2 separate regions of the Homo sapiens genome follow, and region 2 is linked to region 1. A link is a loop called in an ENCODE intact Hi-C map of the cell type or tissue named here. Cell type or tissue: heart right ventricle. All regions are shown on one strand. Links, peaks and the distances in the headings refer to the core of each region. The heading gives the core; the rest is flanking DNA.

Region 1 (10,081 bases), core at 772-8,771:
AAAATAAAAAATGTTAACAGAACTATAGCTGCTAAAGGAATTAAAGAGTAATCAAAACCATGCCCTATCCTCCCTTTTTTAAGGCCCAGATCCACACAGTTTTACAGGCTAGTTTCACCAAACTTTAATGGAATCAAAAATCTCTATCTTATACAAGCTGTTTCAGAAAATAGAAAAAGGGAAAACTCTGCCTGACTTATTTTTATAATGCTAGTATATCCTTGATTCCAAAATCAGATAAGAACAGTATAATAAAAGAAAATCATAATCTATTTCATTTGGATTTCCTATTTAAATACTAACTCACTAAATCCAAGAGTGTATTTAAAAATGCAAAGATCACTCAAAATTGTAAAATCTCTCAAAGTAAATTGCCATAAGTGGAAATAAAAGCTTTTGTAAAATTTGATAAAATCTATATACCAAGATTTTACTGTGAATATATATATTAACAGACAAACTATTAATTAATTTGAGATTTGGAAAAAGATGAAGTACCTCTGAAACACTGTTACTTTTCAATATACTACTAGAGATCCTGGCCAATGCCATAATACATGAAAAAAAAATAAGAAGAATAAAGGTAGAGAGAAAAGGGACAAAAAGTCATTTGCAGACATAGAAATCCAACAGAATCAAGAGACAAACCACTAGAACTAATGAGATGTCAACAAATTTATTGGATACAAAGCCAACTTACAAAAATCAACAGTTTTCTTTTTTAAACTAGCATATAGAATAGGAAAAAAATACTATTTTCAGAGGCAAAAAAAAATTGTGAAGTACCTAGGAAAGTGTCCAACAAAGAATGTGCAAGTTCTTTAAGGACAAAAATTTTAAACTCTGTTAAAGATTATAAGACTTAAACAGAGAGGTAGAGTGTGTATGTAATGTAATTCTAAAAATATAAGTTCTCCACAAATTAATCCATAAATTCAATAAAAATTCAATAAGAATTAAGGTAAAATTTTGGCACTGGCATAACAAAGTGATTCTAAAATGTGTATGAAATAATAAATTTCAAAAAAGAGAAAACATTCACCCTAACATCTACTGTAGACATCCTACAAACTCCACACTAATTCAATGAATCTGCTGCTGGTACAGGATGATTAAGGTGAATGCAACAGAACAGAGGGTGCAGAAATAAACTCGTGGCTATATGTCATTTTATATGAGACAGGTGGCACTCATCAGTGGAGAAAGGATGGCTTATATAGGTGATATTTGGGGAACTGGTTTACTATTGGAGAAAAATTATTCAGATCTCTATCTTCTACCATATACAAACATAATCTCCAAATATAGACCTAAATGTGAAAGGCAAATTTATGATATTGAAAAAATGAAGGAGCTTGTGTGTGCACATGTGTGATTTGGGGGTATAAAAGATTTTTCACACATTATTCAAATAGCATGAATCATAAGGGACAAAATGGTTGCGTGCAACCACACTAAAAATTTCTGTTTAATAAAAGACACCATACACCAAGATGACAGATTGATCGTAGGTTTGAAGATACATGCAACTTTTAAAACTAACAAGGATATTTCTAGAATATACCAGGGACTACCACAAATCAAGAAGGAAAAGGCATGAAAAAATTAGACAAGATATTAACTCACAAGAGGCTAACTAATGTACAAACAGATGCTTAACTTCACTAGTGATCAAAGACACACAAAACAAAAGAAGATGCCACTTTCCACCCATCAGATTAGCAGCCAGTGGGAGGTAAGATATTATCAAGCATTGATAAGGCTGTGGGGAGTGAGAGCTTTCAAGACTGTTAGTGGTGATAGCAACAGGAGACAGACAAATTCCTGGGCAGACAGAGACAGGTCCCTGGTGAAACTCCACCTTCAAGCCAAGAACACTCTAAACCCTGAAAACTGAGCTACAGTTCCGGATAGAATCCATGAACCTGAATGAGAACTTCCATCCCCATTTTACCTACTCTCTCTCAATTGGTTCTTTCTAAATGATGCCTCTTAACCAATTGAATGGTGCCTTTTCCAAGACTATTTTGCATATGCCCACTTTCTCCTGATTGGCTCTTTTCACAAACTAATTGAAGGGTGTCTTTTCCAGTCCTACTCATAAACCAATCAGCATGCATTTCCCCATTCTAAGCCCATATAAACCCTAGACTCAGCCTCTCAGCCAGCTACCCACTTTTGGGTCCCTTTTTGCTGTCAAGGGCTTTTCTTTTGCTCAATAAATTCTACCCTGCCTTACCCCATGATATGGTTTGGCTGTGTCCCCACCCAAATCTCATCTTGAATTGTAGTTCCCACAGTTCCTACATGTCATAGGAGGGACCTGATGAAAGGTAAGGGGATGATGGTGGTGGGTCTTTCCTGTGCTGTTCTCATGATAGTGAGTAAGTCTCATGAGATCTGATGGATTTATAGAGTAGTTCCTTTGCACAGTTACCCACCACCATTTAAGAAGTCCCTTTGCTCTTCCTTTGTCTTTCATCATGATTGTGAGACCTCCCCAGCCATGTGGAACTGCGAGTCCACTGACCCTCTTTTTCTTCATAAATTACTCAGTCTTGGATATGTCTTTATTAGCAGTGTGAGAATGGACTAATTATAATACACCCCCTCTCCAGTACCTTATTACTCTTGGTCATGAGACAAGGACCCAGAACTCACTGAACTGTGATAATAAAAGAGCTGTGACACTCCTGTCAGCTGAACTACCAGAATGAAAAAAGCTGCAACAGGGGGACTGTTGTAAATTGTACATCCTGGAGTGCAGTCTGGCATTTTCTATAAAGTAATTTACATGCTCTGTAATTCAGCAGTTCCACTGCTTGGTATATGTCCCAGATAAATTCACAGACAATTATAAGAAGAAACATGAGCAAGGATGCCCATTTCAGCATTGTTTGTTGTAGCAGAGAGCTGTCTAACCAACACATCTTTCATCAGGGGAATAGGGAAGTAACAATAATGTTAACTAAGGTGTTTTTTCCTCTGCACTTTTTATGTGCCAAGTGCTTCTCGAAGCTCTTCAGATACATCCAGTCCAAAACTCATTTAATCGTCATAACCACCCTGTGATGTAGGCACTAGTACCATCCCATTTTATATATTAGGAACCTGAGGTACAGAGCACTTAAGTAATTTGCCAAAGACAACACAGCTAGTAAGAGACAGAGTGGGATACGGTGGGGTGCATACAGTGAAATATTCTGCAGTAGTCAGAAACCATGAATCAGATTTAGTGACAAGATCTTCAAAAAGGTAGTGTTGAATGAAAAAGTGAGATATATAACCCAATATCACTCTTATTAAATAAAAGCACATACATTCTCAAAAATGTTAGGTATTCTTCAGTGAAAGGACATTTGAGTGGGTCCCTGTGGGTAGGAGTGGGAAGGGGAGATGAAGGGAAAAATGATGGGGCTTGCACACAACTGTGAGATCATCTGCCATGACCCAGAGAGGAGAAAGCTGAGCTTTCTGAATTGGAGGTTCAGTTGTTAAGAAGGAAACCACCATCATTAAAATCTTTTGGGACTGTTGAGTAACCCAGAGTAAGGTTGCTCAGAAAAGAGAGAAGGCTAACACTGAGGTGCTCCCGAGAGGCTCCTACATTGACCCCATTCTCTGAGGGTTACTAGGCACAAGCAAGAAAAGATAGTAGGGAAATGCAGATTTTATCAATTCCCATTCACTGTTATATATCCACATGCACAGAATTAAAAGCAGGCCAACATTCTTCATGCTATCTAAAAAAGGTTTCTGGGCCACCTTTCCTCACTGCTATTTCCTAGACATGCTAATTTCAACATAACCTTAAGCAACATAAAATCAGGGAGCAAAAGCTATTTAAACACACATACCATAAAATGGCACTCTGTCCAGATACCCTACAGATTCTTCAGTCTTTTCCCTCTCACAATGGGAGACGGTTGATATAGCAAGTTACAGAAGGAGCTTCCCAGAAAAAGAAGCTGAGGGCAGGGGTTATTTCCAGACACTGGTGCCCAGAAGCCACTGATCAGGATGTGTGTTCAGGGGACGTGTGTGTTGTGGGGGACGGTGAACATGGATGAAGCCCCATTTTTTAAAAAACTCAGATCCCAGCTGAGACTCCCACAGGGTGCAAGGGTTTACATGAGGCCATGATTAAAAGGCAGGACTGACTGGGGGGGCTCAGGAGGAAATGTTCCCAACAGGGTGCTTGACTACTGTAGCCCAGTGGAATTCTTCACTTTCAGGCCAGGCAAAGGTCATGAGGCAGAGGCATCTCTGGAGAAGTTTGCTTTGCTTTGCTCTTTAAGCACTGCAGAAAGAGCATTGGATTGGGGAATAGAAGACTTTCTTGTCTTTACTCTGCCTGTTCCCAGCTGTTTGAGTCTCTGCTATTAAACAGGAAAAATTAGGCCAGTCCTGCCTACTCAAGGGAAGGGGGGATAGGTTGTGAGGTTCATGAAGTTAAACGTGCATAAATGCTTTTAAATCTGTCAAGTGCCATATGGCTGTAGAAATGACAATGTCATGTGCTTTGATCTGCGCCTTCTCTGAACCACACAGGCTTGTGAGTCCTTTCCTAGTCCTAGGATGGGAGTTAAGCTTGATGTATTTCATCTGCAGGAAAATGAAGGATTGGTCCTGGATGACACCCTGCATCCGCAAAGAAACTGAGGCCCAATATCCAATTTATTCCTCCTTAGGAGGAATGATTTTGGGGGTTAGGGGAGGATGGCATGTGTTCAGAATGGAGAGTTCACACCTGTGATGAGGTTGGGTGAAGGCTTGGCCTCAGTTGCCCTGTGACTTTGCGTGAATGTTACTGGGTGCCTCAGGCTCTGCTCACCTACTTATAAAATAAGTAAAAATATCCCCCTCCCCATCCTGACTGTGTGAAGATGGTTAGGATCCAGTTACACACTGAGTTCATCTAAGTCCTGGAGAAAGATTCAGCTTTTCTTGTTGCGCATCTCCATCACCTTCATCTTTGGCACTCACTTGCTTTTAAAACGCCTTAATACAGTAACCACAGAAACAGTGGGTGACTTTCAAGTCCATGCCTTGGAAAGTCAAAAGTTCTCCATCTTTTCACTGCCCAGCAGCCCCAAGTGAGCCAGGCGCTGAGCTACTGTGATAAAATTTTGGTTTCATCCCTCAGAACCTGGGTCACCATTTGCTTTCTTCTTCTTTTTTTGTTTTTGAATGAGCTACTATTGTCAGAATGCAGGAGATGTCTGTTAATAAACTAAAGATTTCATGCCACCAGTGATTTTTCTAAGAGGAGACCAGAATGCAGCTGACCAGTCTTACTTGTCTCCTTTTGTGTTGAGAAGTTTTGACTGGGTACATGGTCCTTATTGGGTTTTGGGGCTGCTAATATGATTTTGCTGCCTGGAAACGCAAAAGCCATGAGTCAGTTAAGAAGCAAGGTGAAGCTATTTCCAGCATCTCCCAGTAAGGATGGAGGCCTGGGTGATGGTAGAAATGAATCTAGCAGGCAAGGCTGTTCTTTCTCTCCAGGGATGCCTCAGCCTCTGTGGCAGAGCGATACTTTATCTTTGGACGCACAGGCTCTGCATTCCTGCTTCTGGGCAGCCTGCCCAGCTAGTGTCCCAGCGGACGGGGAGATTCAGTAGGTTCAATTTGATTCAATTCAGCAAACATTTACTCACCTCCTACTGTGTCCAAAGTAGACAAAAATAAAGGTCTTCTTTTTTCTTTTAGATTATGAAAATGAAGTATTCTTGTTCTAACATTTTAAGTGTTAAGCTGGAAGGCCACCCCCTTACCCCTTCAACCACACCTCCCTGAGGTACTCAATGTTGAGGTTGCATTATTATTATTATTTTTGTTATTTAGTTTTTATTTCATAATTATAAACTTAACTTTGCAATCCAGCTAGGCATGGATGGAAACAAAACATGGAACCCAAAGGAATTGCAGTGAGAGCACAAAGATTATAGGATACTGTGAGCAAATGGGGTGGAGGGGTGCTCTACTGAGCTACAGATGGAATGGTCTGGTGGTTAAGATAAAACACAAGTCAAACTTATTAGAGTTATCCACAGTCAGCAATGGTGATCTTCTTGCTGGTCTTGCCACTGGACCCAAAGCGCTTCATGGCCTCCACAATATTCATGCCTTCTTTCACCTTGCCAAAGACCACATCCTTGCCATGCAACCACTGAGTCTTGGCAGTGCAGATGAAAAACTGGGAACTGTTTGTGATGGGTCCAGCATTTGCCATGGACAAGATGCCAGGACCTGTATGCTTTAGGATGAAGTTCTCATTATTAAATTTCTCGACATAGATGGAAACTACCAAAGGTACTATACTTTGATTTATTCCTCACCGAATTCCAGGATTTCTGTGGATCTTCTCATCAATGTTGCTATGGTCTGAATATTTGTGTCCCCCCAAACTCATCATTGAAATCCTAACTGCTAAGGTGATAGTATAAGGAGGTAGGGCCTTTGGGAGGTGAATAGGTCATGAGGGCTGGCCTCTCATGAATGCAATTAGTACCCTTGTAAAAGAGACCCCAGAGAGCTAGCCAGCCCCTTCCGCCATGTGAGAACACAGTTAGAAGGCACCATCTATGAATCAGAAAGCAGGTCCTCACCGGACAGTAAATCGGCTGGCATCTTGATCCTGGACTTCTCAGCCTCCAGAACAGTGAGAAATAAATTTCCGTTGTTTATGAGCTACCCAGTTGAGGGCATGTTGTTTTAGCAGCCTAAATGGACTAAGATCTGTGTCTTTTTATCCTACTTATTCTTAGATCTTGTCGCTTTTTGTGGGTGTACTTATTTCACCTTCATAACATTATCCCTGCTGTTTACACGGTGGGCTGTCAAGAATCCTCATTAAGGTAGCACCCTGAACCTACTTTATTTGGAAGCCTACACTAATTTTTGGCTTTCGATTCTCATTGCCCTCCTCAGGAACGTATTATAATTTGACAAGCAAACTCATCCTCTTCCACTTTCCAAAACAACTTTAGTATACACAATATAGAAAAGGAAATATATGTTTGGTGCTGCTATCTTTTTATTTTATTTTTTTTGAGACAGAGTCTCACTCTGTCACCCAGGCTGGAGTGCAATGGTGTGGTCTTGGCTCACTGCAACCTCTGCCTCCCGGGTTCAAGTGATTCTCCTGCCTCAGCCTCCCAAGTAGCTGGGACTACAGGAGCCCGCCACCATGCCCTGCTAATTTTTGTATTTTTAGTACAGACAGGGTTTCACTATGTTGGCCAGGCTGGTCTTGAACTCCTGACCTTGTGATCTGCCTGCCTTGGCCTCCCAAAGTGCTGGGATTACAGGCGTGAGCCACTGCACCCGGCCTGGTGCTGCTATCTTATTTCTCATGAGTACAAGCTTTGAAGGACAGGGACTTGATCTTTTTTTCTATTCCATAAAATGCTGATATGGCTAAGCTTTGCAGGATTTTAGGTGTTGTCGTATATGTAGTTAATTCCATGGGCAGCCCCTCACTGAAGGGTGGGGTTATCTGAGATCACCAAGCTCTAATGCCTTACCAATCTGTTGCTTTCTCATTTTGTTCAACTTTTTTCTTGGAAAGAAAAACATTGAACATAGCAAGATGAATCAGCCAAATATTGTACTCTGTGTGTGTGTTGGGGGTTGGGGGAGACAGAGTTGAGGTGGCAGAGGCAATGTAGGAGGAGCAGACGGACTGACTAGAATGCACAAATAGTACGTGAATTCTTCCCGGCCAGGGATCTGAGCCTACTTTGTCTGCATCATATCACCAGCATCTCGGTTGTGTCTGGCACATAGTAGGTGTTCAGTAAACATTTTTGCACTGAATGAAAGAATGAAGTTCTCACTTTTTTCAGAGATGTGATTTGTGATTCTCGGAATCAGCCAGGGTCCTAAGATGTCCTGGAGGCCGTCTCCATTTCTCTCAGCGAGCTAAGGTGTCTGAGTGGCACCAGTCCTCCACTCTTTCTGCGATCTTTGCCCGCCGCACGCCTTTCTCAAATCTTCCGGTTATTAAGCTCAGGGGTCCGGTGGCCCGCCCCTGTAACTCCAGAGGTTGCATTATTGGCTTCCATAAGTTTTCCATGCTTCTAGAAACATATCCACACATGTAAAACTTTTATCAAAAAAAAAAAAATGAAATAGTATGATGTATCTTTTTGCAACTTTGTTCTTTTCCCTCCTTAACCATACAACATAGAAAGTTTCCAAGTTAACGTATATAAAACTAGCTCACTTCTTTATAATAGCTGCATTCAATTACATAGGACAGGTATTGTGAAGTTTAATCATTTCCCTTCTGATGTTCATTCAGGCTGTTTCTAGGTGGTTTTTTTTTTTCCCTTAGCTACTCTTGCTGGGAGTGTAGTGTGCTTAAAACAGGGGCCTTGCGAGTGGATAGACCTCGGTCTGAATCTCAACTTAGCCACTTACTGTATGACCTTAGGGATGTTCTCTGAGGTCCCCCAGCCTCACTGCCTTCAGCTGCAAAGTGAAGGCAGCAAGCAGCTCACAGTGACACACGCAGTAAGGACTGAATGATGGACACCGAGTGTTTCTAAGAAAGGGTGTGACATACAGTGACTGTCCAATTAGTTCTAGCAGTAACTTGGGGTTTGGAAATCTTCATCTTGTCAGAATTCCCACTGCTGTAATTGAAGAATAGGACTCTTATAGGACTTGGGGCTCCCAGGAGGAAGTCATTGGCAAAATGCAGATCCAGCTGCTCCAAAGTCTACAATACCTGCAGACAAAGGCACGGCCTCCTCTGAAGGTAGAGCCTGGGGAAGTCCTTGGGCAGCCCTAGGAAGGAGGTGGACCTCCTGCCTCTGCTCTGCCAGCAACACACCTTGAGGGGTCCTGCTTATCCTAGGTGGGGTTGTGTTCAGAGAAGTGGAGGGAGGCTGCTTTGGTGAAGGGGTCTTATGCGAGGTCCTCATGCAAGGACCATCTCCTATTTGTAGAGACAATCTTTTTGTTTTCCAGATGCAGAAACCTCTCTGGTTTAGTCAGGCGCCCTACACTCTGACATGTGGCTGGCAGGCTGCAGCCACTGCCACCCCCTGTGTGAAGTGACGAGAACCACTGGCAGTCCTTAAGGGCTATGTGGTCATTTTCCTAGATGGCCTTGAGGCTCAGTGATTGTAACTCTCAAGTGCCTTGTCCTGTTAGCCTCCTCTGTTGAAGAACTTAGAGCATGTGGGGTCTGGCTGTCAGCCCCCTGACAGTTTGCTGCCCTCCAAGGCATGGCGTTCTTCATAACACACCTGCTTTCACAGGCTGGCTTCCCCATCCGCCATGATATTCACATGGTCTCTTGGTAGAGCCCTTTCATTCTAGGGTCCAGGGGCAAGGCGGGTAGTCCCAAAGTCCTCTTGCTGATTCTCTTTCTCCCAGGAGGCTCCAAGGCCATCAGACAAATGCACCCTCGGTGACCTCCTTTGATATCCCAGCAATCCTGAGTGTTTGCACAGATTGGGTCTCCTCCATCCGTTTGCACAGGCTTACCTATCCACTCAGAACTTTCCAGGTCAGTGCTTCAAATAGTGACCCACAGACTGGTTTCAGTCACTGACTAACAGTGAAACAAGAACTACAAGAACAGAGTGGTGAGTTTGCACAAAGCTAAGCGTACTCTATTTGTGGGGATGTTCTTTACCCTTTGGGATTCAGAGATTACTTTTTTCGGCATTAAAATATCTTTAAAAATGATGAGCATTTATTTATTATGTATTTAATTTCCTTTCTTTTTACAAATGGGAGATTAATTTTAAACAATATTTTAAATTAATTTCTGTGATTTTTCTGTTCAGGAACTTCGCCCATATTTCCACTGGATGTTAATGTTTTTCACATTGATTTGCAAGATATATTTTTAAAACATTAACTCCTCAATAGACACACGGGCCTACTTGAGGGTGAAGGGCGGAAAGAGGGTGAGGAACGAAAAAATGCCTATTGGATGTTATGCTGATTACCTGGGTGACAAAATTATCTGTGCAACAAACCCCAATGACACGCAATTTACCCATGTAACAAACCTGCATGTGCACCCCTTGAACCTAAAATAAAAGTTGGAAAGCAGAAA
Region 2 (10,081 bases), core at 831-8,830, 65 kb before region 1:
TGGTTTGGGGGTTGGCTGTCACATACATGGAGGGAAGATTAATGTCACTCTTACTGGCTGGGGGACCTTGTGCAGGTCACCTAACCTACCTGAGCCAGTGTCCTCCTCTGCCCAGTTAAATTAGAGGACAAGGATCACCCAGAGAGTGACTGTGATGCCCCAGCCTGTGCCTGAATTCAGTCAGTGTTGGTTGGATGTGCAGCTGCCTCTCCCCACTAGAGCAGCAGCTGCAGCCCAGCAAGGGGATGGTGGCAGTTTGTCATCCTGCGGCTCTGGCAGGGGTCAGTCAGGCTGGAGGAGAGTCTAGCCTATGGGGTGGAAAGAGGGGCTCTCCCACAAAAGCCTTCATTGTGGACCACGTCATTTCATGCTTAAGGACATTTACAACCTGCCCACTGGGAATCAGAAAGGCAGCGTCATTCCCTTCCAGGCATCAGGAATTGAATTTAAAAAGCCAAATGACTTAAAATCTCATCTCCTTTCCCAGATAGGAGGATTTGAACAATTTCTCATTTGCTTTCAAAATAGTCCCTATCTTGTCTCCGAAACAGGATACCATGGCGTAGCAGTAAGCCTAAAAGACAGTTCCTTCCATGGAGTTGTAACTTGGGGGCCCCTGAAATTGTATAAAGCATTTTTACCATCTATGTGCTGCGGTTCCATAGGTTTTAGTAGATCTCCAAAGGAGTTTGTGACTCCCTCACACAAACAGGGTATGAATCACTGATGTCCAACCCTTCCTTCTTTTTTGGGTAGGCACAGACAAGTCCTGAATTATCAACTCTCGAGAGAAGGACCATATGCCCAGCACAGTCGCAGAGACCTAGTGAGCCCCAGGGATGCTACTAGAGGAATAAAAACAGTTGAGTTAGCGACGTTGAGTGCATTGATGAGTAGTTGAGAGCAGCAATGACACTGCTCTGGTAAGAACAAAATACACGTGCATATATGCACTATGAAATCGGAATTGTGTAGTTTGGTGATTCTACACACGTTAAATGCTCAGAGTCTTTTAAACTGGCATTGCACAATATAAGGATGAACAGTAAAATTCATACTAATAATTTAAAATTTTAATTTTTCTTTACTTAGAATATCATTAAATAGTAAATAAAAATACCACATGACAAGTTGAGAGAAAGACCATGGAAAAAAGGAAAGGGCTTATATTTATAAAGGTATAAAGATAACTTTAATGGTATCTTTTCCTGCATTTTGAGCTAGGGTTCCATGTTTTCATTTTGCACTGGGTCCCACAAATTACCTATCTGGCTCTGGTTGAGTCTCCCTGAGGCACAGTCTCGGTGATGACTCATGAGCTCCTTCCTGAAATGTCCATTCAATGAACATTTATTGAATTCCTACTGTTTGCCAAGCTTTGCACTCGTTGCTAGGGATAAAAAGTCAATAAACAATTGTATTCTCAAGTAGGATAGGATGAGGACTCTTTTTTTTTTTTTTTTTTTTGATACAGCGTCTCACTCTGTCGCCCAGGCTGGAGTGCAGTGGTGCGATCTCGGCTCACTGCAACCTCCATCTCCCAGATTCAAACGATTTTTCTGCCTCAGCTTCCCGAGTAGCTGGGATTACAGGCACCTACCACCACACGCAGCTAATTTTTGTATTTTTAATAGAGACGGGGTTTCACCATGTTGGCCAGGCTGGTCTTGAACTCCTGACCTCAGGTGATCTGCCTGCCTCGACCTCCCAAAGTGCTGGGATTACAGGCATGAGCCACCGCGCCCAGCCAGGTACTCTAATTCTAAAAGCACAGTATAGGACCGTGGTTTCCAACTATCAAAACCCTAGTGCTTATCTATAAAAGGCAGCTCTGGGAGAGAAATCTCTACCGCATTTCAAGAACGCTCATAGAAACCTGAATTTCTACCTGACCAAAAGGCTTCAGTCAAGCTACCACACCAGCTATGTGATTAAATGTTTGCTAACTGTGCCAGACCTCAGACAAACCAGACAACACCAGTCTGCTTCTGTCCTTTGTCCTTTTTTCTTCTGAGCTTTTTAAACACACTAGAATCTGCTAGCAAGTGACCTCAACTGATATGTATCAAGCAGAAAGGAATCAAACTATCAGTTATAGGGTCTTTGATTATTAATCTTTTTAAGATAGAGAAACACATTCTCATTTATATTGAAGTTTGGCTGACAAAACCCTTTCAAAACACGAAGTACATATTAAAAAAAAAATGAATGCCTAAGCCAGGATAGGGCTGAGAACCACTGGGGGGTTTATCCCACACTACCATCAAGGAGGGTCCCCTACTCCCTTTCAACACAGACCAGGGGACCACCAGAGCAATTCTCATTTCCTGAACCTCTGTAACATCCTCAATTCTTGGTATTTTACAGCAAAAATCCTTAAGCCTCTAAGCAGGGCCATGTGCTTGTATGTGTGCAGGGCAGTGAGAGAGGGAGGGTGAGGCTGCCAGGATGCAGCCACTTCCCCCTCCATAGTTGTGAGTGGAAGTCGCATGGCCAGTTGGAAAAGCATCCCAGGGAGAAAGGGAGTGCTTGACTGGCCTGGGGCCTACCCAGCCCGACGCCACAGACCCCCTGACTACTACAGGGGAGACCAGCATTAGACAAGGTCCCACAGTAGTCACCACTCTTCAAGCCCCCTCCTTGCCATAAGACCTTTTTCAAATTCCTTCACTGTGGTCATCAGATACCTGGGCGCTCCGTACCCCTCTTCTGAGTTCAGCTTAGGCAGGCATCCATGCACCCTGCTACGAGTTGAGGTCATTTCCTCGATTTACAGATGAGGAAATTGAAGCTTAGCAAGGTCACATAACACACGGAAGGTCACACGGAGAGGAAGGGGCAGAGCCAGGATCTGTGCCTGAACCATCTGGCCCTAGAGCTGGGCTCTCCGGCCACCCTTGCTGCTGGCTGCCTCTGCCTGCCCTCTCTGCACACCTTTCCTTCTCGCAGCTCCAGCTGGGGCTTGGGTGAGTGCCACTTAGTCTGCACTCAGCTGTTTTCTCATCCCTTCCTGGGAATGAGTTTAATGTCCTCAACAATGAGTGCTCAGAGGTCGGGGGCTGGGTCCTTAATGCATGTCTCATAGCCTGGAGGTTCAAAGCTCACAGCAGGCACTTGGAAAACATACATGTACAGTGTATATTTGCTGCCCCCTTCCCAACTCCCTCTACCCTGTGGAGTGCCATCTTGTGAGTATAAACCTATGAGCCCAGAAACCCACCAGAGTCAGCAAGAGCAGGGCATCTACACGAAGCAAGGGCAGTATCAATGGAATGAACAGAGGGTCCAGTTCTCTACTCCCGACCCTTCTCTCCACAGTCTCCGTCCTCAACAACCCACCTAAACCAACCAAACAGAACACCACCACCTCCTCTATCATGGGCACGGTCATTAATGCTCCCCCTATGGGGCTTAGAAAAGGGTGGTAAATCTAGATTCTGAGCCCCAAACCTGGACATGGTGTTGGACACAGCAGCTGTGCTGCCACTTCCAAGTATATTTCTAGGAAAAGGCAGCACAAGAGACTATTTTACGTGGAGGAGAGCTTGGAAACCCCAGGAAACATGGCTGCTGTAAATACAGATCAGGGTCATCACATGTAAATATAGCCAGGTTTCATCACGTGGCTGTCGTCTACGCTCAGTAATCACTCAGAGACCAGAGTTCCTCAGCACTGCCAACTACTCAAGAAAAACATTGCTGAGTGGACATCTACTGGGGGTGAGGCACATCTGGGCAAGTATGCCTGGGAACACCCCCAATAGAGGACGATAACAGACAGAGTCACCCTAGATAGGTAGCTCTCAAATATCTGCGCACAGCTTGTCCACCTTGCAGATGTTTCGTGTCCTCCGTCTGGTGCCTGTCTCAGATATAGATGGGTTCGAGTTCTCACATAGCCCTTGTTGCTGTGTTGTAAGCAAAATCATTTCCATATTAACTCTGACCAAAATTCAAGAAATTAAACCAGTAGCATAAAAATAGCCATAGGATGAATTCCATGGCCAAGCAGAAATGGTTTGTGGAATAACCACTTTGTATGTCTGAATCCTGCCTATAATCCTCGTTGAGGGTCAAGTGCGGATTTCTTCCAGTTGCGGTACTATTATTTCTACTTGGAGTTGAAAAGACCCCTCTAAGTCTTCTGGTGCAACGGTTTTCTAGTTTTATTTTAGTGAGAGAGGCTTTTCTTCAAAGGAGATCCTATCTGAAAGCTGACATGTAACTTAGATTGACCCCGAGCTGCTGGTGTGAGGGACCTGGCGCCCTGCCAGTGGAGCCTGCTCTTCCCTTCCAGAGCTCCTGGGAGGACAATTTGAAAAACACATATGCACATCCCCTTACTAATTTATTCACTCACTCACTCATTCACAAACAATAATATCTCTTGAGCACCTACTGTGTTGCAGGTGGAGCCAGCAGGCAACGGCACAAAGGCAGTCCCGCTTTTGGTGAGCTCACATTGTAGTAGGATGTGGCAAAGCTAAGTTCAGACAGGTCGCAAGTGCTAGGAAGGAACAATGATGTGATCATGGCTGGGAGGTGGCTACTTTAGATGGGGGATCAGGAAAGGCCTCTCTGAGGAAGCAAAACACAGTTGAAAACAGAATGATAATCTGGAAAGATGCCCTGATTTGGACCAAAGAAGAAGCAGACCCAGAGAGGTGATGTGACCTTCCCCAGGCAGGGAGCTGAGCCGGGACCTGACCTGGGTTGCCGGCATCTCCCATCCAAGGATCTTTCCTTTTACAAACACTACTAAACAGCTATCACATACAAAGAAGTCTCAGTGACAGGTGACATCCGAGGGTGGACAAACCACCCAACTACATCCTGGAATTCGGTGCCGTCTGTGCATGACTTTTGATGCCTCCCTCCTTCTTCAGCCCAGTCCAGCGTTGGCCCTGGGTCTGAAGGCACTGTAACCCAAGAGATAGAACTTGGTGGTGGACACCCCAGGCCTGTGACCTTGGCTGGGAAAGCTTCTTCATCTCCTATCTCCCTGGCTACAAACTGTGAAGGGTGCTCCTTACTGCTTCATTTGGCGGCATAAAAAGAAAAGCAAGTTGGTGGTTATAAATGTCCTGGGCTCATCTGAAGAAAGGCTCTCTGGAAAGTCAAGGTGCTCTAGGCAGACTTAAAGACATCAACGCCAGTTTTCCTCTTGTTCTGCAGCACTCACACAAGAACTATGGGGAATCACACAGGCCTGTACATATTTTACACACGAGTCCAAAGGTGGGTATAAAATTCCTGCTATGCTGAATATAGTGGGAAACAGCACACAAATGCCTCCCTCTGCTACCCACAAACCAAACAGCTCTGGGCCACCTAAGCCCTCGCCAGACCACCAACTTGGCCCCTGTAGGCCAGTAGTGCCCCTTACCCTAGGAGTCTTAACTATCATCAAAGCATTTCCAGGCATTAATTGGAGCCTCCAGTCCCTTGGGAGACAGATGGGGCCAGTGGTTATTAGTCCCATTTTGCACAAAAAGCAACTGAGCCCCAGATGACCTATCTGTCCAGGGAACAATGCTACTGACACAGTGACAACCATTAAGTTCTGATTCAAACCTGTCTCCAGCCTCTAACTGCTGCTTTCCACTGCAATCCAGCTGCCCACAAATTGAACACAGACTATCCACTTTGGCCTAATACCACCCTCATTCTCTTCTTCACGCTCCCCCACACACACCCTATGCCCCAGAGTGCACTTATGAGTTTTTCCAGAAGCTGCCTCTTCTCCTCACCCCCCACCCCCACGCTCACCTCACAATACTTGCCACGAACTGGAGACCTCTGGAACACTTATTCCTCCTGCACACAGCAGCTTAGACTCAAGTTAAGATGCTGTCCCGCCAAGCCCAACTGGGCTGCCTCCCTTTCATACTTTCCACCAATTCACACATGTGCACACTGCACATATGGCTGGTGAAAAGGATACACCCCAGAACCTTCCATGCCTTCTTTCCACACGGAGCCGGCCAACTGCACATGCAGGGATGGGCACGAAAACACAGGTGACAGGGCCTACACAGCCATGTTGTCACAAATACACAGACGTGCCCAGAACATGAGGACATCCCTGCACAGGCAGACAGGCCCTCTGAAAGCAATGTGCACCAGATACAGCATTTTGGTGTAGCCATGAGAGGCAGCTACTCGAATTCAGGGTGGACAAAGAATGACATTTTCAAGAGGAACAGACATGCCCCGGGCACGCTGGACGGCACGAGGCCCTCAGAGGCCCAGAGCTCTCTCCCAAGGCACAAGTGCAGAAAGGCAGACTCATGCGCATAGTTATGGACACCGTGTTGCGTGTCCCATGCAGACACCAATACCTGCTCACATGCCCCGCGAGTGTCCCAGGCATTCCTGCCTCCTCCACTCCTCATCCCCAGCCGGCTTCCCTCTGCCCGCCCGGGGGAAGCTCGGGACAGTCTAGCTCGGGACTGCCGGCGGGGCGGGCAGCGGAGGTGGAGGCGCCTCTCCTGGACCCCCAGCCCCCTCCCGCGGCGCCCCCACTCCTCGGGCGCGCTTCTGCACTTACCCTGCCAGGGGCTCCGGAAGCGGCGAAGGGAGCTGCGCCTAGAGAGACTGAGAGCGGCGGCTCCCGGGGCCGCCCAGCCGCCCACCGCCCGCAGCCAGCGCTCCTCCCTCCCAGCCCGGGAAGGTCAGCGTGTGGGCAGCCCGGCCCGCGCCCCTGCGCCCACTGAGGCTTCCTGCCGGCCCTCTAGTCCCCGCCTGCCCAGCGCTCGGCCGCGACGCCCCGGCGCCGGCTCTCCCAGCCCAGCCGGCAGGACGCGCCCGGGAGCCCCGCACGCGAGCTGCCGGCTCTTTGTTTGGGGGTTTGCCTCTCTGCGATTCAGAGCACGCGGAGGGAATTAAGTCAGAGTCCGAGGCAGCTGTGCGGTTGCCGGGGGGATCCCTAAGGGGGGCGGGGCAAAAGGACGGACTAGTAGGGCGGTGGAGCGGCTTTCAAACTCCCCGCGCTCCGCAGCTCCCCGCTTAGGTCTCCCTGCCCTTTACGTTTGTCGGCCCCTGGGAGAGGTTGGCCTTTGGGGGTTTCCAGGGACCCTAGGGACAAGCCTGTCTGATAAGAGAGAGGTTCTCCATCCCCCTTCCTCACCAGCCCCCATCACTGCCGTGTCCCTCTTAGAGTCCTGTGGAGCATCAGCTTTACATTTCCTGGGCCCCGGGGAGAATCAAGGTCTCTCTAATCTGAAGCAAAAAGGAATAACAGAGAGTAGAGCCCATCTGTTCCTGCTGAGTCCCTGTGAAGGTGCAAAGCTGGCCCTAACGGGACTGGCCCTAACAGTGGGGCATGGATTATCTATTTCCCAAAGTAACAAGGGCCTTGTGCTTATCCAACCGTGTTCTTTTGAAACTTAGCTGCAGTGAGGAAGATTACCCATTTACCAGGTTGCTAGATCAGGGAAGCCACTGGAGGCAGGGGACGCTGACAAAGCCACTGTACCGGGAGCACCAACGTTCTAAATACCCCAGCTGGCTGCTGAGAAGGGCTTCGCGGGGGGCCACACAGGAAGGAGATGATTCCAATAGTCCCGTGAGATGAGGACCTTAACTGGGGGATGAATGCGGAAGCTGCAGCAAAGGAGAGTCTACAGACTGTGTGGTGTAGGAGGAGCACACTGGGGCTGTAACATTGTGGAAGTCTGGAGGAGAACCTGGAGTGATGTGACTGAGTTTAGTGTGGAGCAAGTTGGATTGGAGAAGCAGGCCACCTTCTTCCAGGGGCAGATATCCAGCAAATGCAATTGGAAGGGTGATTCTGGAGTTCATAGGAGAGACTGAGGCAAGGGATGTCAATTTTGGAATCATCTGGAAAGAAGTTGGGCCGACACAAGAGGTGGAGGGAGAGGGTAGAAAAGGTACAGAGAACAGGGCTGAAGACAGAATCTAGGTCTACCGAGAAGGAGCCCATGAAAGGAACGGAAACTATCAGGAGAAACCATAAGGGAAGGTCAGGACTGTGCGGGGTGTCAGGACTCAGGAGAAGAGGGAGGTTCAATGGGGGCCGGGGCCCGGGCTGCAGGGACACCACGGAGGAGGGCGCCCAAGAAAATAGGTTTAGATTTAGAAAGAAGGAGATCTCTGGGCTAGTTCAAGATAACTATTTGAGTGGTGGCTTATATAAACCAGGTTGCCACTCCTTGGGGCGGGGCATCTGTATCTCGGATCCAATTGGTTGATGGGGAGATACAAAGGTTCACCTCTTTGCTTCCATTACGGAGGGCCCTGAAGGGCCACCCCAGCTCCATAGCTTCCCAAGGGATCCGCCGAGGCCTCTGTGGAAAGCAGCACAGTTAAAGTTCATTCTCTGCCGAATCCTGTTTCCCTCACTCTCTCAAGGTGTTGTTCCCAAGAGCACGTCCCAGGAGACCTCCCACATACCATCTCCATCTCTGTGCAGAGTCTGTTTCCTAGAAATCCAACCGGAGGTACAGGGACACTGAGAAAGGGCGCAGGAAACAAAACTTGGCCTCTAACGGAGCAGTTTAAACAGACAGGGATGGTTAGAAAGACTCAGAGAAGGTGGTGTGAAGGAAAGAGCCTGGGGAATGGGGAGCGAAGAGGAAGCTTATTCGTAGTAGAAGATGGATTTTCAAAAGCCGGATGGAAGAGAGAAGAGTGGAGTAGGCCCGAGGAGGGGAGAATGCTGGAAGAGGGTAAGGGTGAGGGGAGGTCAGTATTCACCAAAGTTAATAACATTAAAACAGCAATGAGGAAAGAGAGGGTTGGAAAACGGCCTGGAGTGACTTTCTAGCAGTAGGAGAGGGTGAGTGATGAATGAAGCTCTGGGCTAGGGTAGTCCCTCTCCAGCAGTATCCCCAGTAACATTAAACGTTTACAGTGGAGAACCAATGGAAATATAATATGTAATTAAAAATTTTCCGTGAGCCACGTTTAAAAAAAAAAATCAATATAAAGAAACAGGTGAAAGTAATTGTAATGATATATTTTATTTAACACAGTATATCTAAAATATCATTTCAGCGTGTGTCAATATGAAAAATCAACGATAAGATATTTTACATTTTTTCCTACTAAGTCTTCCAACTCTGGTTATATTTTATGTGTATTGCACATCTACATGCAAACACTACATTTTCATTGGAAATATTCAGTGTGTATTTAGATTTCATAACGTTTTGGTTGAGGAAATAGATTTACAAGCCTACGTTGTTATATACATACTTAGCTTTCCAACAATAAAATCAAATGATCAGTTTTTAAATTTGTTTATATTAATTAAAATTAAATGAAATAATCCAGCCCTTCAGTTGCATGTGGCACATCTCAAGTGCTCAGTAGCCACATGTGGCTAGTGGCTACCATATCAGACCACATAGGCCTAGAATTCTAATTCCTAGACTTTTTGATTTTGGCTTTCTTTTGTCCTTACCTTTTATGAAGGAATTGGCCTCTTCTACCAGCACTGCACCATTAACAAGATCCTAACCTATTCCATGTTATTTCACAAAACATACTTGAAGAAGGTGAGGGGGAAGAATGAGAATCCACCATCTATGAAAATGGAGATGGGAATTCAGCTTGGACTAGAAAAGGTATGAGGAAGATGAGATAGGAGTTGGAAATATTCCATTTTGATTCTTATTCTGTGGTTGTATGAGGAGGGAGGTTTCTCTGCCAGGTTGGGTACTCCAGAGATTGAATGGACGGTGCTGTGAGAATGAACAGGACAACTCCTGTTTGTACAGGCTCCCATTTTAGCAGCTTTCCATGAGCATGGAGCATTGGTTGAGTCACGAACACTAGGATGTGGTTAAGTATTTGGAAAAAAAAATGGAAGGGGCTAAGTGAAATCCTCCAAAGGAGAGTTTTAATCCCAGATCTGGAGACCTGTGCCCCTGCTATGGTTTGGATATGGTTTGTTTGTCCCCTCCAAGTCTCATGTTGAAATTTACTCCCCAGTGTTGGAGGTGGGGCCTGGTGGGAGGTGTTCAAGTCAGGGGGTGGATCCCTCATAAATGGCTTGGTGCCATTCTTGCAAGAGTGAGTTCTTGCTGTTAGTTCCTGTGAGAACTGATTGTTGAAA

What was found. Hi-C counts contacts between places; a loop is a spot of excess contacts. Peaks named below come from ENCODE experiments on the same cell type or tissue, not always from the same donor. Only the 100,000 strongest peaks of a DNase experiment are listed, where the experiment ranks them.
Region 2: it touches region 1 in a loop (2.7-fold over the local background); 2 of 110 quality-filtered maps call a loop at or near these places.

Annotation. Positions count from the first base shown.
Region 1 is chr12:30,858,144-30,868,224 of GRCh38, reverse strand. It overlaps the pseudogene PPIAP44. Among named protein-coding and RNA genes, the nearest start is that of TSPAN11, 64 kb to the left of the region's middle. In heart right ventricle, for the core only: no CTCF peak of the experiment used is centred there; a DNase peak (open chromatin) is centred at 5,544.
Region 2 is chr12:30,923,266-30,933,346 of GRCh38, reverse strand. TSPAN11 (tetraspanin 11) reads right to left here and starts at 6,599. Exons shown (of 8, transcript NM_001370302.1): 1 at 6,551-6,599. LOC124902911 (a long non-coding RNA gene) reads left to right here and starts at 6,658. Exons shown (of 2, transcript XR_007063264.1): 1 at 6,658-9,590. In heart right ventricle, for the core only: no CTCF peak of the experiment used is centred there; a DNase peak (open chromatin) is centred at 4,316; H3K4me3 peaks cover 1,369 bases; H3K27me3 peaks cover 2,889 bases.